3 separate regions of the Homo sapiens genome follow, and all the other regions are linked to region 1. A link is a loop called in an ENCODE intact Hi-C map of the cell type or tissue named here. Cell type or tissue: heart left ventricle. All regions are shown on one strand.

Region 1 (2,500 bases):
GTTTAAAACAGGGCTATTTCCTCCCTTGAACTGACTCTTCTCCCACCTTACCCAGCCCAGGGCACAGCTTCACCCCACCCCACACTGACCACAAGCCCTGGAGTCCCCTTGATCACTCCTGTCCTCTGCCCTCTGCCCTCTGCATCTGATCCATCCTGCAGCTCTTTGAGATACTCCTTCCAAAATGCATCCCACTCCGGTCATGTCCCTTCATCTCTGCCCACTGCCCAGTCCAGGCCTCTCATCTGGCCTGCCCACAGCTACAGCCTCCCTGACATCCCCTGCCCCCATCCCTGCCTGGTTCACAGGTGGAATCATGTTGCTCCTCTGCTTAAAAGTCAGCCATTGCCTCCGGCTAAACTTGGAATAAAACCCAAGCTTCTCACCCAGCCCTCACGGCCATGGGATCTGGCCTCACCTGCCTCTCAATCATTTGGCCCTACAGTTCCCTCTCCCAGGAGCTCCCTCCCCTGGCTTTTCTCATGCTGGTTCCTTCTCAGCCTCAGCTGTCAATTTCAACATTGTCTCCTCCAAATCATCTTCCCTGAGCACTGTGCTAAGGTCACCCTTCCCCCTGCACAGGGGTGTCCCTTCCCACCCTCGCTTCACCCTTGTCCCCTCTACTCTGTGCTTCTGGGTGGCAGCCCTTATCGGCTACATCAAGGGGCTCCTCATCCTCTGGCTTCAAGGTGAGTTTGGTTAACAGGGAGCCCCAGCAGGAGATCAAGGAAGGAGGAGGAGAGGAAGGTTGGGGTGTTTATCCCCTGACAAGGTCCTGCCCTGGGAAGAGCTAAGGCTAGCTTTCCTCAGACTGCAGCTTTCAGCTCCTGTTATCATGTGGTCCCTCCCCACCCAGCCCCCTGGCAGGGCTCCTCCACCCAGCTTTCTCCATCTCCGGGTTCCACTCATTGCTCCTCCCCGCACCCTCGCAAACCCAAGGGTGGTAATGGAGCCCTCTGTTGCCGGATGCCAGGAAACAGCACCATCTCCAGGATTTCCTTATGCCCTGCCCATGCCTTCGCCTTCTTGGTCTCTTTTTTACACTCTCCAAAAATTGCCTGACTTGACTGTGCCATCTCATCTGTCCCTTGCCACATCCCCACTGACACACTGCCCACCCTCCTCACTTCCGTCTCCTCACCCTGTCCAATTCCCCCACGGAACTTCTCACTTCCCAGCATGATTGCTTGTGTACTATCTGCATCCCCCACCAGAACACAAGCTCCATCTGAGACGGGGATTCATTGCATCATATGTCAGCGGAATAGAGAAAACACATGCTCACACCTCCTAACTCTGCTCAAACTCGCAGGGAAGCCCAGCCAATTCTGTGAAAGTTCATGGTGAAATCACATTGACTTTTAAATGCCTGCACACGGCATTTCCCAAACTGGGATCAGGCAACACTCATTTAGGAGGTGTTGGCAAGCAGTTGGCAACCTGATACCGACAGACCATATCTGCCAGGTTGTCCTCATTTCACCGAGCGCCTCTGACAATTTCATCTCCCGCTATCATGACCTCAAGTCTGTCCACTGGCCCCAGTCCAGACTGGGAAAGCCCTCATGCGCCAGCCCCTCTGAAGCCCAGGGAGTTCCAGCATGAGGCCTTTGCTCCATGGGCTTCATTTCACTGCTGTCTCCACACCCCTCAAAACCACGTGGGCCAAGGCAGAGCCAAGACTACATCAGCCATGGGTCAGGAGATCAAATCCTGGTCTCTGTTCTGTCACCAACTTACTATGTGACTTTGAGCAGGTTGAATTCCCACCCTGTACCTCGGTTTCCCCAAATTCTCCTGCTGTTCCTGCTGCCTGGAATTACCTTCCCAGTGAGCAGGTTGGATCATACATTCTCCTAGCACGTCCCTGCACTGGTGGTGAGACATTGCTCAGAGAGATTAAACTGGCATAGTTCCTGTTGATGGTCATCTTTCTTTAGAAGGTGAGAAAGGAGAAAAAAATGTCAGCTTGGCTATGACACATAACCACTATGATCAGACAGCAAAAGACCCAAGCTCGTGCTGGTCTCTGCTGGCCTGACTGCCAGCATGATTTAGTTCCCAGGGTAAGTAAACTCCTCCTTTCTGGATGAGATGAAGCCTTGAGACAATAAAAATGTGCCCCTCCTCCAATATGTAGGTGATAGTACCAGCTAAGCCAGAGAGGAGGGATGAGGCCCCTTCTTGATGACATAGCCTTTTGGGAGATGGACCAACAAGAAGGTGCTGAACCTGATGATGGGGAGCTGTGGGAATGGGAGAGCCAGCATCAGCCTCATGTTGCCACTGTCATCATGGCGTAGCCTCTGCTGTCCTGAGAGCTCTCTGTGGAGCAACTCACCTGACTCTCACAACAGCACCATGAGGAACTCAGGGTCAACACCATCACCATTTCCAGGTGAGAACAAGGTTTCAGGGCTATATCTCTTGCCCAAAGCCACAAGCTTGTAAGTGGCTATAAAAAGACCATGACAGCACCAAGCCCCAGCCAAGAGCTTGT
Region 2 (2,500 bases), 160 kb after region 1:
GACAACTAGACAAGGTCCCTTCTGGAGAATGCAAGGGCTTTGGGGGAAAAACCATTATCTCCAGGCAGCCAAGACAAATCCAAGGGGGTCAATGCTATCGTGCAGCCCCCAGCTCCACTACAGTGGCCAGTCACAGAGACCTTCGTCACCACCCTTCCTGGGAGTGCAGGAGGATTCCCAGGGGGGATCAGGGACAAAGGCCACCTCCATCCCTACTGGTACAGGCCCTACTGACTCTTTCTTTCTTTACAAAGTGACAACTTCACAACATTTCAACTTTAGAAAGTTCTCGGTCTTCAGTACCCACCAAATATGTTGAATAATACTCTGTAAGGTTGGGTTGTTGTTTCTGTAGTTTCCTATAGTTAGTTTGTTTGTTTGTTTGTTTGTTTGTTTGTTTGGTCTTGTTTTGTTTTGTTTTTTGTTTTGTTTTTTCCAACCACCTGCCCTGACATCATGTCCACATGACCTGAATTCAAGGGAGTAGCCCTTTCCCTCCCATCTCTGCTCCATCCACCCACACATGGCTGGCTGCTCACTTAATTCCCCTGGAGCCCACACAGTAAGCCTCGCACCCCACCCAAGACTGTGCTGGGCCCTGGACGGCCAAGGGTCTGAGCCCCTCAGCTCTGCATCCTTGGAGAACAAACACCACCAGAGGGACCTACAGCTTCTGACCACCCCCCTTCATCTCTCACGTCCCACCTGGAGGACTTGGGCTCTGTCACATCAGGCAAGCCCCTGCCTCAATCTGGGCCTCAGTTTTCCCATCCGTTGAGTGAGGTCCAGACAGGGGAGTCAGCCAAACACCAACACCTTTCATTACCCACTGTGAAGAGCTCAACTCCTTGACTCACCATGGGCCCCACTTGGACAGTGCATCCTCCATCTGTGTTCCCAGCACAAGGCCTGGCACACAGCAGGGCAGCATGGTGCATGGTTCTGAGGATGAACCTGGAGTCAGACAGGCTGGGCTCAAGTCCTGGCTTTGCTACCCATGTGGTCTGGCGCTTTGCTTCTAAGGGTCTCAGATCCCTCATCTGTAACAAGGTGACAGCACTGTCACCTCTGCCAGGGGCTGTTGTGGGGATCAAATGCGACAGCGGGTGAGAGGCTCTCAGCACGGGGCCCACACACACTGGGTGCTCAATTAATGTTAACAGCTGTTAATAATATTAAATAACTTCCGACTTCCCCCACGGTGGGCGCCTCCCGGGCCCAGCAGCCTCTTGGCTGGGAAAGAGACAGACGGGGGCCCCCTTCCCCGGGAACTGACTTTCCAGTGGGAACAAGGACGACCGTCGAGGAACCCGACAAATGAATTAAACCAGCACCAGCGTGATGAGCAAAGCGGAGAAGGAAAGAGGGCGCTGTGAGGAGAGCGAGGCTCCTCCGGGAAAGCTCCTTCTGCTCCAGGTGACAGCGGAGAGAGATGCCACCGCGCGGCGACCGGCAGGGCCGCGTCCCCTCTGCGTCCTAGCACAGCGACGCCCCGCCCGCCACCCGCCCTACGTCACCCACAGCCCCCGACACCGCCCCCTCCCCCGGCCCTGGGCTTCCAGTCCCTGACAGTCCCTGGGACGCCGCCCCACAACGCCCGCCCTCTCTGGACCCTAGGACGGCCCCGGGCACCTGCATATGATGTGTGGCCACGCCCCCGCCACAGCTAATTGGACCGGGGTGGACACCTGAACCCAGTCGGACCAATCAACTCCTGGGTTGCCCCGAGACCCGGACCGGGCCCTGTCCACAGGCTGGACCTGAGCGAGGGAAGGCGGGAGACGGAGGGCTGGAGGCGGAGGGCGGGAGGCGGAAGGCTGGCCCTGAGCTGGGACCCGAGAGGGAGAAAGGGCAGTCCCCTCCCTCAGGTCCTGCTGCCCTCCCCACCTCACCTCTCCTGGGAGTCAGGTCCCAGCTGTGACTTAAGCCAGTACCAGTGGGTTTCAGTGCCTCCCAGCAGAGCGCCCCATTCGCTTCCCCTGCTCCTCGCAAGCAAACCAGTGTCCTCCCCTCCCCAGCTCCTCTGCACCCCTCTGGGCCCCTGCCCTGTCTTCTCTGGGGCCACTACTGGACCCAAGCTTCCCAGGGGCCGGGCTTCTGGTGTTCTGGAGGAATGAGTGAATGAATAACAAAGCCTCGGAGCCGCCCCCAACAATGGAAAGACCCAGGGCCGAGTGGCAGGCAGAGCTGGACTTAGGTCCTCCTCTGCTCCTCTCGACCTCCCTGAGCCCCCACCTCCTCACCTGCAGCCGAGCGGGGTGGCCACCCAGTTAGTGCCAGCTGCGTGAGTGCTATGCCTTACGCATTTTATAAATTTCTTTTCGGTAAGAGATTGCAGACCTAGGCTCAGCTTCCTCCTCCCTGAATATCTTGAAATGCACCCCCGCCAGGAGCTATAGGTGGTGGGGGCAGCCAGGAGACAGGGTCCTTCCCAGCTCAGGCTGCGGAGGGAGTGGAGGCCCAGCAGGTGCGAAGCCACTAAGGCCAGTCTTGGTTAGCC
Region 3 (2,500 bases), 120 kb after region 1:
CTTAGCTTTTGTCCCCTGCAATTATCCCTTTATTATAGACCATTTTGTTCTCTAATTGTCTGCCCTGCATAATGTAGCATAATCATATTCCGTCTTGTTCTCAGATATCTAATTTCGTGTCCCTTGGCCTCAGTTTCTTCATCTCTAAGTGCAGTGGTGGCAGAAAGGGAGATCCTGAGATGCTCCTGAGTGCCGCTGCTCCTTCAGGGCTGGGAGGGATGAAAGCGCCCTAGCAAGCTATGCTGCTTTACAGATGAGAATCCAAGGCGGAGAAGTGGGGAAATTTGCCCAAAGTTTCACCCCCAAGTGAGTCCTGAAAGTGCAATTTGAGCTCTGGAATCTGGCTTCAGCCGAGGTACCCTCATCATATCCTCACAATATCCTTATGTGGTCAGTATTATGTGCCCATTTTACAGGTGGAAAAACTGATGAGGCTCACAGAGGTTCAGCCACTTGCCTAAGTCACACATTGAGTGAGTGCTGGAGGCTGAATCTGTATGTGGGGTCCAGGGTCTGTTCTGTTCTCACTGCTCAAATGGTGAGCGGTCCAGGTGTGGCCAGCACCCTCAAGGTGCAGGAGTTGACCACCCAGGTGCACTTGGGGCTGGAGAAATCACCAGCCCCAACACAATAGCAATAAGAAGGAGAACAGCCCTTGTCCCTGCAGCATGTGCTGGTGGTTGCTAAGCCCGTGACATGCATGATCTCTCTGATTCTGGCCCCACCCCATAAGGCAGATGCTGTGATTACCAACTCACACGTGAGGGAACCGAGCTCAGAGAGTGAGGTTAACTTACCCAAGGTCTTATAGCAAAATAGTGGCAGAACCCAGGCTGGAACCCGAGGCCTATGGTCTAACCAGCAGCCACACTGCCTCCCTCCACCTGTGCCTGGGCTTGGAGACCACTGATGGGATCAAGCTTTCCCTTATCTGGTCAGGATCTGGAATGAGAATGCAGAAGCCCCACAGAGGTGAGCGCAAGGGCTCCAGGTTTGGAAAAGGGAGGAGGGAGCCTGGACCACAAACGGCCACCATGCCGGGGGCCTGGAAGCCAGGCCTGCCATGGGCAGAGAGGGATAGCACTGTCTGCCCACGTAAGCCTGGAGGAAGTCACTGTGTCACCTTGTCATTGAGGCCAATGCCATTATCTGGGCTGACCAGGGCCTATCAGGCATAGCTGGGGTGACTGGCAGCTCTTCAGCGGGCAAGGCCCTGACTCACCATGAGTCCCAAATCCAGCAGGAGTTTATCACCCAACCTAATTGTTCTAATTGCCATTGTCATGGCTGATAACATTAGGTGACAGCCACAGCCATAAACTCAGAAAGTCTGAAGTGGGCCCCGGAGAAGGGAGAGGCCTTGAATGGTTTGGAGGGAGCTTAAAAGGGGAGCAGTGCAGTAACTTGAAGCCCTGGGCAGACTCAGGCTGGGGGCAGTCACAGAGTCACAGAGATTACACTCACCAAAGGTGGGAGTTAGAGACTATTGAACACAGTGAAAGAAGAAGTTTTGGTTGTCGGACAGAGAGATGCATGACACTAAGAGAGTAGAATTGTCAAGATCACAAAGTAAGGGTCACAAAACAGCAGAATGCCAGGTGTGAGCATGGTACACTATTGAGATGCTTAGAACATGGCAGAACCTTGGACACAGCTTGTCAGCATCTTGGGCTTAGGAGGCCAGAGTGGTGTGAGGAGCCAATAGGAGAGGCTTCCAGAGAGGCCTGGATCTAAGTCTTGGTTCTGCCAATGATTAGCTCTGGGACCACTGCCTTGCTCCATCTAAAAACTGGGGAAATTAAGCCCCCCTCATGGAGTAGGTGAACCTGAAATGGCAAGATGGGTGGGTGGTGCTTAGCAGCTAAGCACTGGGTATGAAATAGGCATAGATGTTCTGTTGTATTTTACAAAGAGTATACGATTGGGGTGTGTTGGGGGTCAGGGTGGCAGGGCTGGAAGTAATCCTCGGAAATCACACAAACTGTAGACTAGGGCACTCACTGCATGCTTCCCGTTGGAATTACCTGGGAGTTTTAAATCATGGATTCAAAAGGGCCCCTGAGACAAGGCTGTGTACAGGAGCGGCCCTGCCATGGGGCCCCAGCTCCCTTATTCTCTCCATATTGACCCTGTAGGCAAGACTGAACTGCCACTGATCCAAGTCTTGGCAGAATGCCCGTGAACCCTGGGAACATGAGAGTGGCTGCCTTAGGGTGCAGATGCAGGCTGTTGACTGCTTAGCCACAGCACGGATCAGCTTCTCAGCAACAGATCACCCCACTGCCCACGTCGCGGTGTCATCGGGCCCCCTCTGTGTTCAGGTCATCCCGTGGGCCATGGGACATGGGGGGCTGTCACTTTGCTGACCTTGCTTTTACTGGCTATTCAAGTCATAAGCTGCCTGAATCTAAAGAGAGCTCAGTTTTTGTTTGTTGTTTCTTTACCGACCAAATCTATCCCCTTCCTTAGGAAGCCATGTCTGTTTTGCTGTCTTTTGCAT

What was found. A loop is a pair of places that touch in the nucleus more often than their neighbours do. Peaks named below come from ENCODE experiments on the same cell type or tissue, not always from the same donor. Only the 100,000 strongest peaks of a DNase experiment are listed, where the experiment ranks them.
Region 2: a loop joins it to region 1, with 4 times the contacts of the local background. A loop is called at or near these places in 6 of 110 quality-filtered maps.
Region 3: a loop joins it to region 1, with 10 times the contacts of the local background. A loop is called at or near these places in 5 of 110 quality-filtered maps.

Annotation. Positions count from the first base shown.
Region 1 is chr1:30,521,278-30,523,777 of GRCh38, forward strand. No RefSeq gene overlaps it. Among named protein-coding and RNA genes, the nearest start is that of MATN1-AS1, 200 kb to the right of the region's middle. In heart left ventricle, a CTCF peak has its summit at 993; a DNase peak (open chromatin) is centred at 1,544; H3K27ac peaks cover 1,968 bases.
Region 2 is chr1:30,683,868-30,686,367 of GRCh38, forward strand. No RefSeq gene overlaps it. Among named protein-coding and RNA genes, the nearest start is that of MATN1-AS1, 34 kb to the right of the region's middle. In heart left ventricle, a CTCF peak has its summit at 1,414; a DNase peak (open chromatin) is centred at 1,684; H3K27me3 peaks cover 2,500 bases.
Region 3 is chr1:30,637,878-30,640,377 of GRCh38, forward strand. No RefSeq gene overlaps it. Among named protein-coding and RNA genes, the nearest start is that of MATN1-AS1, 80 kb to the right of the region's middle. In heart left ventricle, no CTCF peak of the experiment used is centred here; no DNase peak of the experiment used is centred here.